Regions from separate parts of the Homo sapiens genome. Here regions 1, 2 and 3 are each linked to region 4. Evidence: chromatin contacts called from ENCODE Hi-C or POLR2A ChIA-PET data. All regions are on one chromosome and are shown on one strand. Each heading gives the region's core, a stretch centred on a gene start or an enhancer-like site at or near the end of the contact. The rest is flanking DNA. Distances are from core to core; before and after follow the strand shown.

Region 1 (3,148 bases), core at 649-3,148, 490 kb after region 4:
AAAAACAGAAGACAAATTAGCTGATAAACTTTGTTGGCATAATTAGTACCATAAAATCTGGAAAAGCTAAATCTTAAATTAAAAATTTTTTAGATTTCCAGGATAATTCACAAATGTTTATAGATTCAGAAACAAAAGGTCCATTGCTTTATACTTTACATCATAGACAACCACTGCAGTTTTCTAATATGGGTTTCACCTTCTTCAAACCTGATATTCTTAAAATGTGGAGTTCAAACTGACTATAGTTAAGAACGAAACAAATAGCCAATACAAAGAATAATAAAAGGATGAGTTCAAATTATCTGCCACATGTCATCAACTTTTATTAAATGATAAAAAGGTTAATTAAAATTGTAAATGATTTTTCAGAAGAAATTACATCTTAAAATTGGCCTGTGAAAGTGGCTTGAAAGGTATAAAAATCTACCAGTAGCTGGTATTAGCTTTCTTAGTAATTTAATTTTCAGTTAGAGAAAGCCAGACCACTTTGACCTTTCGAAGTCCTTTGGTATAGATACATATACATTTAAAAAGATAAATGAAAACAAGCCATTGATTAATAATGCCCATCGCAGAAGCTGTAATTATAAAATTAAGATTTTTTGATGTCACTGTTGATGTTGAATATAGTTAATAGAAAAGCAAAAATAAAAAATAAAAAAGGTCTAATTTTGAGGCACTCTTTTGTCTCTGCTCAGGTCCACCGTCTTCCTTGCTAATGTTTACGTTTATTATTAATTTTTCCATTTATTTATTTACTTTTACCACAATTAGGGGACAGAGAATGAAACCTAAACTTTTTATTGCTTCTGTAAAGAGTGAATATAAATGTAAGATTTTTTTTTTTTGAGACGGAGTTTTGCTCTTGTTGCCCAGGCTGCAGTTCAGTGGCGCAATCTCGGCTCACTGCAACCTCTGCCTCCCAGGTTCAAGCAATTCTGCTGTCTCAGCCTCCCAAGTAGCTGGGATTACAGGCCCGCGCCACCTCTCCTGGCTAATTTTTTGTATTTAGTAGAGACGGAGTTTCACCATGTAGGTCAGGCTGGTCTCGAACTCCTGACCTCAGGTGATCCACCCGCTTCGGCCTCCCAAATTGCTGGGATTACAGGCGTTGAGCCCCGGCGCCCGGCCACCAAATCCTTTTTCAAAACAACTCCCTTCTTTGACACAGTGCAATTTAAATAAGTATACAATTAACAAAGTACGTTTTTCTTGTTCAAAACCATCACTGAACAGTTTGCAACAGTAGGGTATGAATGCATACAATCTCGATGGTCTTTACACCTTCAGAGGCTATTCGGACTTAAGGAAACGTGCATTTACAAGTGTAAATGTAAAAGCTCAGTAGTTGCCTTGTAAAGTGCTTTTCGGGGTTGTGGGGTTGGGGGTGGTAGGAGTAGGTGGTGCCTCAAATTATACTAGCGAATACCAACATTCCCAAACATCTAGCCCTCTGCCTAAACTCACCCGGTTGCGGTCTGTCATTTTCGCTCTTCTTTGTTAATTTTTTCGGCAAAGTCAGTTTTCATGCAGCAGATGGCAAGAAAGCCGGTGAACGCCTAGGGACGTGGCCTTTTAACCGCACCCAATTAAAGCAGCAAACAGAAGATGAATAGCTGGGTGGATCAGTATGTGTAAACCTATCCGTTTAATCCGGGGAGCTGTTTTCCCGGGTGAAACCACGAATTCTTTCTGGAGGTTGCAACTCGTAACCATAGCAACTGGAAGTGGTCGCCGGCTCCCGGATGTTGTGGGGATCTGCGGCCGCCTGGCCCAGCTTCCCGCAGCCGCCCGGCGGCGGCCTGCGCTCCACTTCGGGAGTGGTAGTTCTTCTCTTCACCGCTGCCGGGCAGGAGGCGCAGGCGGGACTACGCGTCACGGCATGCACTGCGGCGCCCAGCCGGTCACCGCCTGCCGGCTGCAGACGCCTGCGAGCAGGTTGTTTTTATAAGAGGCGTCATTGGCGCCCGAGCTGTGACCGCCGCCACTGGGGCAGCCAGCACAATCGGGCGGAGGTGGCGCTGCCCCTTCAGGTACTGTACTAGGCGGGCTTAGACCCCGGGAGGGGGTTTGTGCCGACTGTCTGAGTCCCTGGCCGACACGCTCGGCTCAGTAGAGGAGCAGTGGCGGGGTCCGCCTCCTAGGCTGGGGCTGCTCGGGCGGGGACTTGACGCCTGGTGTCAGCGGCCGCACGGGCGACCTCCTCGGGCCGTGCGCGAGTGCACAGCTCCGGAGGCCCGAGCCGACCCTGGGGCGTCCGGTCCGGTGGTCTTGCAGCCTCCAAACCCCGAGTGCTATACCGAACTGCGCGCCAAGGGTGGGAGAGCTGACGGCCTGGGCCACCCTTCTTCCTTCACTGGGCAGGCTTTGAGGTGCTTGTCGGTCTGGACTGATGAAAATCCATATGGTAAGATGTTATGTGCGTCACCCTGCCGGGTTTAATGCCAGCCTGTCTTTTGATGACATTTGAGCCCCCGTGATGTCAGGAATAGAAAGATTAAATATTAAATAATGCCCGGAGACTTCCGCTAGCACGCCAGCCTGATGATGATCAAATACCTCTCCATATCCTTCTCCAGTTCCAGTGGCCTCCTTTAGCTTTGGTCTCCCTAATCGATTTGTCCTCATTAGCAGCTGTCCCATGCAGTGCCTTGTACGCGTTGTTTATGTTTAGCACTATTGGGAGCGCCAAGTAAGGTATTTTATTGAGTGGTGAAGTTTGCACTGTTCTGCTCTACTTTTATTGAAAAACACAGTTGGGCATTCTTGTAGTTAGAATAGCTAACTATATAGTACTATGAATTTTAGATTTGTCTCCTCCAATCTACAGGATAGTGCTTGAAATATCGCTATTACTGCATCGTATCTTTTAAGATTAGAATCATATTGGGTCCCACACGTCTCAGGGGATATTTATCACACACATCCAGTGTGAATGGTTTACTTTTATTTTCTGAGTTCAGGTCATATAGCAGAAGATGGAGATGGTGAGGGTATTATTTTAATTCATATTTTTTTTTTTTTTGAGAGAGGGTTTCGCTCTTGTTGCCCAGGCTGGAGTGCAGTGGCGCGATCTCGGCTCACTGCAACCTCTGCCTTCCAGTTTCAAACGATTCTCCTGCCTCAGCCTCCCGAGTATCTGGGA
Region 2 (3,630 bases), core at 1-2,500, 400 kb after region 4:
TCCTTAAATATGTAGAATAAGACTACATAATCTTCAAGCTTCTCTGCAGCACTTAAGTTCAGATTCTACTTAAGCACTTACGGAATGTGTCAGTGTAATTCCAATTTACCCTATTCCAGATTTGTAGCAAAGCATTTGTCAGATGAATCATAGGGTGGTTTCTCTTCAGTTTTCAAACTTTGGAGCAAAACCTATATAGGTGCTTTTGGCGGCCTTACAGTTAATAGGATTTGCAGGATACAATAGTTTTAGACAAGCTCCTGGTATGTGTTGTGAACAAACGTTTTCTGAAGAGGAATTTGGAGCAAAGCAACTATTTCAGGGAACAGTTTGCAAACTGGGGAGTTGAAGCCTTAGGTGTAAAACAAAGGTGCATTCCAGAGAACAAAGGGAGGGTTTGGGTTTTACAGCAAAAGTTTCTGCCCAGGTTCCCAGTCAGGTTCGTTTATACAAATGAACGATTGAACCGCACTTAGTTCTGATTGGTTGATACAGCTGAGCCCTGATTGGTTGAGGCAGGTGAGCCCTATAAGACCCAACACTCAACAGAGGTGTGGGTTTGGGGAGAACGCAGAGTCCATGTGTGACCTCTAGTAGGTAAATGACCACGTGTCTCTATTTTAAATTTAGACCCAGTTAGCCGCTCTGGATGTTGACGGATTGGCTCTTTCAGGTTCACATTTGTTCACAGTCTGTATGACCAAGAAATTTGCAAAACAGAACAACTAGCGCTAACTCTTAATAGCCTCAGTCAGAATAAACAGACAAGACACTGCACCAAGGGCGTATGGGCATTGCACCTGCTCCTCATGGGCTGCTTTCCCGAGCCTTATGCCCACAGCCCTCCTTAGCATTATCGCATTATGAGGCTGGAAGTGCTTTTTTTTTTCTTTCTTTCTTTTTCTTTTCTTTTTTTTTTTTTGAGACGGAGTTTCGCTCTTGTTTCCCAGGCTGGAGTGCAATGGCGCGATTTCGGCTCACTGCGACCCCTGCCTCCCGGGTTCAAGCGATTCTGCTGCCTCAGCCTCAGCCTCCAGAGTAGCTGAGATTACAGGCATGCACCACCACGCCCGGCTAATTTTGTATTTTTAGTAGAGGCGGGGTTTCTCCATGTTGGTCAGGCTGGTCTCGAACTCCCAACCTCAGGTGATCCGCCCGCCTCGGCCTCCCAAAGTTCTGGGATTACAGGCGTGAGCTAGCGCGCCCGACCCACAGAGTGCTTTTTTTTTTTTTTTTTTTTCTCAAGCAGAGGGTATGGGTCTACTTCTTTGAACATTCGCTCAGATCGTAAGGTAACCCCAAGAATCGGCATCACTCTCTGGTCTGGGCGCCTGGATAGTCACGCATGGAGTCCGCGAGGTGCTGGCGCCGGAGCACGCTGGGAACGCCGGGCTCCCGGCCGGCCTGACCCGGAAGGGCTGGCGCATGGTAACCCCAGCTTCCCTAGCAACCAAGCAGGCGCAAGAAGCAACCAGCCGCGCTATCCGCTCCCGTTGCTACCGGAATGCCTCTTCAGGTTAGCGATTACAGCTGGCAGCAGACGAAGACTGCGGTCTTTCTGTCTCTGCCCCTCAAAGGCGTGTGCGTCAGAGACACGGACGTGTTCTGCACGGAAAACTATCTGAAGGTAAGAATGCAAGTCTTGCCTGCCGGTCTCCGGGGGTGTGGTCCGAAGCTTCTGCAAGAGCGCAGCTGGGCACGAGCAACAGGCTCATCTTTGCCGATAAACGTCCTAAATTTTTAATCCTATTAAAAAAATGAATCCCATACAGGTAACACACCATCTGTAGACAGATAATCAGATCAGAGACTACTTTTATCCAGGGCTTCCTCATATGCCTTGCTAATCTTTCACTACCTGGCATAAATTTAGTGGGCCTTTTAGAAAGTTATTTTACCTTTTTCACGTGTTTCTTAATACGCGTGCTTAATTTGTGTAACTAACTTAGTTTCTGTTTTCACCCTTCTGCATAGGTCAACTTTCCTCCATTTTTATTTGAGGCATTTCTTTATGCTCCCATAGACGATGAGAGCAGCAAAGCAAAGATTGGGAATGACACCATTGTCTTCACCTTGTATAAAAAAGAAGCGGCCATGTGGGAGACCCTTTCTGTGACGGGTGGTAAGTTCTTTATTAAAAGATGTTCATCTGGTTGTACCTTTTCGGTTTCAGACCTTTTAAAAAATTTTATTTTGAAGCACCTATATTGTGTAGGGGAAGATAGATTTTTTTTTTTTAAGAGTCTTGCTCTGTCGCCCAGGCTGGAGTGCAGTGACATGATCTCGGCTTACTGCAACCTCTGCCCCCGGGGTTCAAGGGATTCTCCTACCTCAGCCTCTCAAGTAGCTGGGATTATAGGTGTCCGCCACCACGCCCGGCTAAATTTTTTTGTATTTTTGGTAGAGCGTTTTGCCATGTTGGCCAGGCTGGTCTCACACTCCTGACCGGTCATTAAGTGATCCACCCGCCTTGACCTCCCAAAGTGCTGGGATTACGGGTGCGAGCCACCACACCCGGCCAGATAGACTTTCCTTTTACTCTCCAAGGTTCAATAGCTGGGTCTATAAAATAAACTAACAACAGAAGGATTGACAGAAGAAAATGTATAGAAATTTATGAATTTTTAATATTAGTGCTTGAGGGCATCACAGGGAAAAAAGTGAATACCCCCCAAGCGGTGAGATTTGAGAGTTTAGGGACTGTCTTAATAGGGGAAGGGGGAGGGGATGTAGGCCGCTTAGAACAGGAAATGATTTTTAGGAAAGATGAATGGATCCTTAGAAGAATAGATAGGAAATGTGATAGCTTTTAACAAAATTTGTCAGAGTGTGGTGTTGACTTGTAGTTTCCTTTTCTGGGAGAATAGTCAATATTCCCTGGTTAATGAAACTCCAGGGGAAGAGATTTATGACACTTGGGTTCCTTTGGAAAATCTGTTTTTAGGCAGATAAGAGGAGTTCTGGCAAAACCTCTCCCTGCATTTGCTGCTTTCAAGTGCCTTTAACTCAAAATGATCGCTATATGAAAGCAGCATATTTTGGGGTGGCATATCCTGAACTCATTCAATTGCTGTTTTAGAAAAAAAAAAAGGCTTATGAGCCTAATTTAAGTGATACAGTGCTTCAGCAGCCATTTAAATAAACCTAAAGGCTGAATTAGTCAAAGTTAGAGCACATTAAGCAGAAGATGTGGGCTCATGTCTTAAGGGTAAGCCCTCCTGATATATAGCCTTTATTGAGTACTTAACTTTGCGTTAGGTGTTAACATGCCTGTAATTCCATGAAACAACCTGTCACTTAGGTATTATTACCCTTTTTTTACAGGGGAGGCTACTGACATATGGAAAGTTTGAGTAATTGGCAAAATCACACAGCTAGTGACTGGCAGCCTGGAACTGGAGCCTTAGCAGTTTCACTCTAGAGCAGATGTTCCCAACCCTGGCTACATATTTGAATCAGCTATGGAATTTTAAAATAATACTCTAATCCAGTGAAATCAGTTTCTGGGAATAGGACTCAGGTGTTGGAAGTTTTGAAAAGCTTTCCAGGAATTATAATGTGCAGCCAAAGTTGAAATCCCCAGTTGTTGTTTGTTTGTTTGGAAAGACAGAGTCTCGCTCAGTCACCCAG
Region 3 (3,656 bases), core at 857-3,356, 310 kb after region 4:
CGGTGCCACCACGCCTGGCTAATTTTTAAAAATTATTTTGTAGAGAAGGGTCTAGCTTTGTTACCCAGGCTGGTCTCAAATTCCTGGGCTAAAGTGATCCTCCCGCCTCAACCTCCCAAAGTGTTGGGATTTACAGGCGTGAGCCACCACAGCTGGCCTTCATTTCTTTGTTGACTTACCAAAGTGCTTTCAAATTTTCCTCCAACCACCCTATAACATAGATTATTAGATTCAATCTGCTTTATTTTTAATTTTTTTTTTTTTTTTTTTTTGAGACAGAGTCTCACTCTGTCACCCAGACTGGAGTGCAGTGGCGCGATCTCGGCTCACTGCAAGCTCCGCCTCTCGGGTTCACGCCATTCTCCTGCCTCAGCCTCCCGAGTAGCTGGGACTGCAGGCGCCCGCCACCACACCCGGCTAATTTTTTTTTTGTATTTTTAGTAGAGACGGGGTTTCACCGTGTTAGCCAGGATGGTCTTGATCTCCTGACTTCATGATCCGCCTGCCTCGGCCTCCCAAAGTGCCGGGATTACAGGCGTGAGCCACCGCGCCCGGCCCCCAATCTGCTTTATTATATTACCATTTGCTTCGGCTTTATTACACTTACCAAAGCCCTGCCACCCCAGTCGTCCCAGGGCCACTTCAAATCTCTTTATTCATACATCAATGAATATTTTCCCGAACACTTACTATGTGTTACTCAGTATTAGGTACCAGAGGATACAGCAGTGAGCCAGTCAAAATTCCTGCCTGCATGGCGCTTACATTCTAGTTAGGAGGAACCTTCTCCTCAGAGTGCTTCCTGTAAGAATATTTTCCTTAGCCTGTCCTAGTCTGACTCTTCTAATCAGGAATTCCATAATTCCAGACCACCCTTATTAGATAAAGGGTAACATTTGCCTCCGGCCACGCTATGTCTTAACGACGATCAGCCGCTGTGGCGATTGTCTGGTATGCAGCTGTTGAGGCTGTACATTGGCTTCATGTTAACATCTGTTCTCTGTGACACTGTGCAGCTGAATGAGTTGGGTGTCTGTCTCCGGAAGGACGAGACTCCTGTCTGTAGCTAGTTCTGTGTCCTCCCACGCTTCATGAGTGCTTTTCGGTGATTCTTACATCAAAATAAGCCCAGTGGATAACCAGAAAACCTAGCAAAACAAAAACAAAAACAAAAAACAAAAAACAAAAACCAGGGAAAACAATTTCGTAGAAGTGCGTTAAACAATGTCGGAGCTAGAAGAGACCTTCGAGATGTAGCCCCACTGCCTTTTATAGACAAGAAAACTGAGACCCAGAGAGGTTACCTAAGTCGCCTCCGGTCACACAGCCCAACTGAAGAATGTGGACCGGTGATCACATCTAATTTACAATCACACTGGGGGTGTTCCTCCTAAAATTTAACGTCTAAATGAGATCCAGCCGCGTCACCGCTTCTACCCACGCTCCCCCCTCCCCCGCCCACCGTCCTTTCTGGTATTTATTCTACGTCGCTCTTTCTTGAAGAGTCAAGTCGTTAAAATACCAAGTGGAGGCATTCTACAGACAGGTGTCCACACCACGGCCACGCGGACACGGAGTCGGGGAATCTGGATCCCCACATGCCCGCCGAGAACTCTCCAGCTCCCGCTTACAAAGTTTCCTCGCATGGTACGTTCATCTTTCCGATCCCTAGCTGCGAGGCCGAGACGCCTGCTGCTGTGGCCTCCGACGAAGTTCGGAGATGCCCTTTCCTTGCGAAAGCTGGGCCCGGTAGCGTCGGCCGCGGGGTCGGGCGTTCTCGGGCCTGGCGGTCGGCGAGGGAGCGCCGGGCGCGGGGCGGGGCGGCCCCTAGGCGCGCGCTGCCCACCCGGGCTGCAAGAGCCGCGGGCCCGCGAGCCCCGGCTTGGAGCAAGAGGCGCGCGCGGGCCGTGGGGGCTGGGCCGAGGCGGAGCGCGAGGCGGCGGCGGTGGCGGGAGGCGCCGCGGGACGAGGCAGCGGCCCCCGCCCCCCGAAGCCCGTCCCCGCGCGGGGCTGGGGAGCTCAGGGCGGGGAAGCCGCGGGGCCGCGCCACGTCCCTCGCCCGCCCCAGAGCGGGTTTTACAGGCGGCTCCAGTCTGGGGGCTTTTGTGTCTGCGACTCGGGAGCGGCGAGAGAGCAGACCTCCTCCTCAGAGGGCGCTGTGAGTGTGCCGCCAGGGCCGGGCCGCGAGCCTCCTGCTTCCCCTGTCAGCGGCTCCTGAGGCGGCGGCGAAGAAGAAGGAGTGGGAGGAGGCGGCGGCGGCGGCGGCGCACTCGCCCTCAGCACATGCCGGCCCCGGGTGGGGGGCCGCCCCCAGGCCGCGCTCCCGGCCACCGCCGCTGAGCCCCGCCGGTGCCCGCACGCCGCCCCGCCGCCCCGCCGCCCCGAGGCCTCGTCCTCCTCCCAAACTTTGCAAAGTCGGCCCGCGTCCCCACCGCCCTCGGCCGTGCCTCGGCTCCGAGGCTTGCCTCGCAGCCGCAGCGGCCCCGCGAGGAGGAGGAGCCGCCGCCGCAGCATCAAAGAGACCGAATTCCCGCGGCCTGGGGGGGAGTCATGCTTTGCGGTCTGTAATGTCAGCAGAACAGGAGAAGGATCCCATTTCGCTGAAGAGAGTTCGAGGTAACCGAGAAGGGTGCCGGATTGGGGGAACCGGGGTGAGTGAGGTGCGCGGGGCCCCGTGCCCGGCCGCCGGGAGGCCATGGGGCTCTGTCCGGGCCTAAGTCCGCGCAGCCCGCGTCCCGCCGGCACCCCGGGGCCGAGGCTGCGATCCGAGCGCGCGGCCCGGGCGCCCGCTGGCCCCCGAGACATCCGCGCGGATCCCTCGCCTCCCGACTTTGTGTTCGGAGGCAGTTGGAGCCGCAAGCAGCATCCTTTCTTACCCCCTCCTCACCCACCTCTCCTCGTTCTCAAGACAGCACAATAGGCACCTCAAAGGGTGAAAAACAGACACCCCCTGGCAGAGACCTCGAACGGTGCCCACCCCCTCAAAAAAAGTAAGTTGGAGTACACAAGAGTTGATGCTGTTGAAGAAGGGCTCCTGGGCTTTCACGTCTCTCCTGGCCCCCTTCTCGCCCCCCCACCCCGGCAAAGGCAACAAATATTCAGTTTATTTTCCGTAGGTTTAAGAGGAGAAGCTACAAATTCAGAAGGCATTTTCTCTGTTGGTTTATGGATAAGATATTATCTAAAATCAGTGTTATGCATGGTTGATTTTCTTCTTTCTTGCGCACTGGTTAGGAATTTTCCTTTCGTGTTACTATCATCTAAGAAAAATCAGAGGGAACCATGTGTCAAACAAAAGATACTGCATATAAGTTCACAAAAGTCAAATGCCACCCGGAAATTGGGGGATGCCTTTTAGCTCTTAATAAGGTTAAGACTGAAAGTTCTAGAGTTGGAGTAGTACTCACTGTTCATTAAGCAAATATTTATTGAACATCTACTATGTGCTAGACACTGTTCTTGTTACTGGGATACAGCAGTGAACAAAGCAGATAGACAATCTTCATCCAGTAGGAGTTCACCCTCTTGTGGGATAAACAAATGATAAACAGTAGATACAGAATGTCAAATCGTAGGTGGTATGGTGGACAACAAAACAGGAATAGAGGAGAGGAAATATGTGTGGGGATGGGAAGTATGGATTGTATGTAAGGTGA
Region 4 (3,276 bases), core at 257-2,756:
TATAGAAAACATTTTATTCTGCCACTACATAATGTAGTCTTGTGCCAAGGTTTGAAAAAGAGAGAGAGAGAATTAAAAAGAAGAAGAAAAACTACTTTGGGAATTATTTGATAATTATTTTGTTTGTTGTTTAGAAATATTCTCTGGCCATATGTACAATCTTTACACATACTTCTTGCAGTGTGTTTATTGTACTGAGAAGAAATCTTTGTTTTCACTGATCACTGTGCATCATTTGTGCTTACTACCATTTGTTAATGAATAGGAAAAAGACTACTAAAAATCTAACAAACAGATTTTGCTTTTTAAAGGTCTTTTCTTGGCCAGGTACAGTGGCTCACGCCTGTAAGCCCAGCACTTAGGAGACTGAGATTGGAGGATCACTTTAGCCCAGGAGTTCAAGACCAGCCTGGGCAACAGAGTGAGACCCCTGTCTCTATTTAAAAAAAAATTGTTTTTAATTAGCCAGGTGTGGTGGCGCTTGCCTATAGTCCCAGCTACTCAGGGACTGAAGCAGGAGAATCACTTGAGCCCAGGAGTCCAAGTTGCATTGAGCTACGATTGTGCCACTGTATTTAGCCTGGGCAACAAAGTAAGACCTTGTCTCAAAAAAAAAAAAAAAAAAAAAAAGTTCTTTTTGTGAAATACAAAAGAGCAGAAGATATTATCCCAACTTCTGATAGGGCAGTCTAGGCAAGGAAGACAAAGAACATATATAAGATGTTTTGAAATTATTAAAGAAGGATCAGAGTGTTGAAATTATTGTAAGCATCAAGGCTGCTTGCCCGTGAATTAAGGAAGTTTGCAGGAGGATAATCTCAGTAAAGTCTGTAGACTGAAAACTTTCATAAATCCTGAGTTGTTAACAGTGTTTTCAGGCCCACTAATGCTAGTGTTGTTTAATACATAGAAAAAATTGAATATGAAGTTCAGTAGTTTGTAACTTTTAGATTCATTTACCTTTGAAAATGATTAAAACCGGAATCTGGAGCAATAAATCTAACAACCAAATGATGAGCTAAATAGTGACTTCCAACTATGTGCAGTGTGTTGGTAGGCCTTACACTATATGGAAAAACTTAGGAATTATTTTTAACCTTCCTTTTGGAACATTGTGTAAACATTCTTAGATTATACTTAAACTATTAAGTGGGGTAGTTTTATCTGAATCTAAGTCCACTTGAGTTGTGGATTTCACCTCTCATGGATGTGTGTTTTAATTGTGGGGTAATGTCAATGGAAGATCAGGGTTATAATATCATGGCATTTGAATAATAGAAATTCACGTAAAATATTCTAATCTGTCAAACTTTACCAACTGTGTGCAGATTCCACAGCCAAGGATGGGAGTGTGGCTCATGGCCACTAGAGGGCAGGAAAGGTCAGGAACCGGATGTGGAAGCCTGGGGAAAAGTATAGGGGAAAGCTTGGATCACCCCTTCGTAAGGAAGACAACTTGCCACAACTTGAAGCAAACACAATTCAGTCCCTGAGGCAGGAAAGACAGTAAACGATGCAGGAACATAAGCCACAGTCAAGGCCAGGAGGACACATGGGCAGGGAATTAATAAACCAGTCTGGAGCCCAAACCTTACCAGGCTGTCAAACTGCTGGCAGAAAGCTAAATGTAAGGCCAGGTTGAAGAAGGCAGTCAGATTGCAGGGAGTTGAGCAGGTCATTCGACCCTCACTATTATTGCTCCAAGTTGAACATACTGACCCTTTTGAAATGGGCAAAGTGGGACTTTAAGAATCTAGTGATTGAAAAGTCAAAGGAAATCTGATACCATCTTCTTTTGATATTGCAGCATTTCCTGTCACAACTCCTGATTTAGTTTTGTAATGCTAGAACTATTCCTATTTCCTTCTTGGAAAATTCCCTCCACGTCCTAGAGTACTTCCTCAGGTCTAAATAGCTAATGTTTACAAAGGAAGGATTAAGTAAGACGAAGATGACACAGCAGAGTTTTCCATTAAGACATGCCATATCGGCCGGGCGCAGTGGCTCACGCCTGTAATCCCAGCACTTTGGGAGGCCGAGGCGGGCGGATCACGAGGTCAGGAGATCGAGACCATCCTGGGTAACACAGTGAAACCCCATCTCTACAAAAATACAAAAAAATTAGCCAGGCATGGTGGCGGGCACCTATAGTCCCAGCTACTCGGGAGGCTGAGGCAGGAGAATGGCGTGAACCTGGGAGGTGGAGCTTGCAGTGAGCCAAGATTGTGCCACTGCACTCCGGTCTGGGCAACAGAGTGAGACTCCATCTCAAAAAAAGCCATGTCAATAATCATATTTAATATTTTATAAATTGTATATTCATAAATATATACAAATATATTTATAAATTATCATGTTTAATAATTTAGAATTTATCTTTAGGTCTTAAATAGATAAATTATGTTAAAACTATAAAGGTAAGGCACATTGGGCTATAACAAAGAATAAAAGTTTTCCTTAACATTTCTATATACATGAATAGAATTTTATCCTTTTCCTTTGCAGTTTTTACACAGATTTTAATTATATATGCATATTTGTCCACCATGCATGACTGGAGGCTCCATGATACCAGAAATACCCTCCTGAACTTAACCTGGAGCCTGACTCTAGAAGCTAGTCACTAGTATTTGTTGACCTCAAGGAATTTACCGTCTGGTTGGAGTGCAAGAGAACTATAATACAGATATTAAAAACAGATACAAAGGGAAGTAGAATTACAGAGGAGGAAATTAGCAATTTAGTATCATCAGGTAAATTTTTATTAAAATGGCATTGTGGCCAGGTATGGTGCCTCACCCTGTAATCCCAGCATTTTGGGAGGCCAAGGCAGGTGCATCCCTTGAGGCCAGGAGTTCGAGACCAGCCTAACCAACGTGGCAAAACCCCATCTCTACAAAAAAATACAAAAATTAGCCAGGCATACCGGTGCATGTCTCTAATCCCAGGTACTTGGGGAGGCTGAGGCAGGAGAATTGCATGAACCCAGGAGGTGGAGGTTGCAGTGAGCCAAAATCGTGCCATTGCACTCCAGCCTGGGCAACAGAGTGAGACTCTGTCTCAAAATAAATAAAGACAAAAGTGAATAAAATGGCATTGAGCTGGGTGTGCTGAGTGAGCTTGAGAGGGCAAAATATAGGATCATTGCAGCTATTGGGGGGCTTTTGTTAATAGAAGGCTGCAAGGTAGATTGGAAAAAACAAACTAGAATTCCATGCCAAGGAATTTAGTTTTTCCTCTGGACCAGTATTTTTGAAATGTGGTCCTCACCAGTCT

The links. Hi-C counts contacts between places; a loop is a spot of excess contacts on that map. ChIA-PET counts read pairs that join two places held with the same protein, here RNA polymerase II (POLR2A). Pooled maps may share reads with other maps.
Region 1: a pooled map of psoas muscle shows a loop between it and region 4 (2.3-fold over the local background). The contact joins the promoter of CCPG1 here to the enhancer-like site in region 4. A Hi-C loop is called at or near these places in 2 of 50 pooled maps.
Region 2: a loop to region 4 is called in a pooled map, with 2.7 times the contacts of the local background. The contact joins the promoter of DNAAF4-CCPG1 here to the enhancer-like site in region 4. A Hi-C loop is called at or near these places in 2 of 50 pooled maps. POLR2A ChIA-PET finds 5 or more read pairs at or near these places in 2 of 52 experiments (A549 and H1).
Region 3: a loop to region 4 is called in a map of endothelial cell of umbilical vein, with 13 times the contacts of the local background. The contact joins the promoter of PYGO1 here to the enhancer-like site in region 4. A Hi-C loop is called at or near these places in 1 of 168 maps with a recorded cell type or tissue (endothelial cell of umbilical vein) and 1 of 50 pooled maps. POLR2A ChIA-PET finds 5 or more read pairs at or near these places in 2 of 52 experiments (SK-N-SH and activated naive CD4-positive, alpha-beta T cell).

Annotation. Positions count from the first base shown.
Region 1 is chr15:55,407,109-55,410,256 of GRCh38, reverse strand. CCPG1 (cell cycle progression 1) reads left to right here and starts at 1,898. Exons shown (of 9, transcript NM_001204450.2): 1 at 1,898-2,036. PIERCE2 (piercer of microtubule wall 2) reads right to left here and starts at 1,762. Exons shown (of 2, transcript NM_001198784.2): 1 at 1,471-1,762. The coding sequence starts at 1,488. The region is part of intron 8 of DNAAF4-CCPG1 (DNAAF4-CCPG1 readthrough (NMD candidate)); the gene reads left to right. RefSeq lists enhancers at 1,519-1,718, 1,769-2,038, 2,399-2,678.
Region 2 is chr15:55,496,204-55,499,833 of GRCh38, reverse strand. It overlaps DNAAF4-CCPG1 (DNAAF4-CCPG1 readthrough (NMD candidate)), which reads left to right and starts at 1,250. Exons shown (of 16, transcript NR_037923.1): 1 at 1,250-1,627; 2 at 1,975-2,122. DNAAF4 (dynein axonemal assembly factor 4) reads left to right here. Exons shown (of 10, transcript NM_130810.4): 2 at 1,250-1,627; 3 at 1,975-2,122. The coding sequence starts at 1,505.
Region 3 is chr15:55,586,795-55,590,450 of GRCh38, reverse strand. It overlaps PYGO1 (pygopus family PHD finger 1), which reads left to right and starts at 2,106. Exons shown (of 3, transcript NM_001367806.1): 1 at 2,106-2,616. The coding sequence starts at 2,568. LOC124903497 (a long non-coding RNA gene) reads right to left here and starts at 1,901. Exons shown (of 2, transcript XR_007064647.1): 1 at 1,632-1,901; 2 at 1-1,148. RefSeq lists silencers at 2,085-2,204, 2,285-2,334.
Region 4 is chr15:55,895,986-55,899,261 of GRCh38, reverse strand. The region is part of intron 5 of NEDD4 (NEDD4 E3 ubiquitin protein ligase); the gene reads left to right. Among named protein-coding and RNA genes, the nearest start is that of NEDD4, 96 kb to the left of the region's middle. Within about 2 kb of position 1,506, at least 16 of the 41 ENCODE cell types and tissues checked have a DNase peak (open chromatin) inside an H3K27ac peak, as active enhancers do; they include endothelial cell of umbilical vein, where a contact is called at or near this core.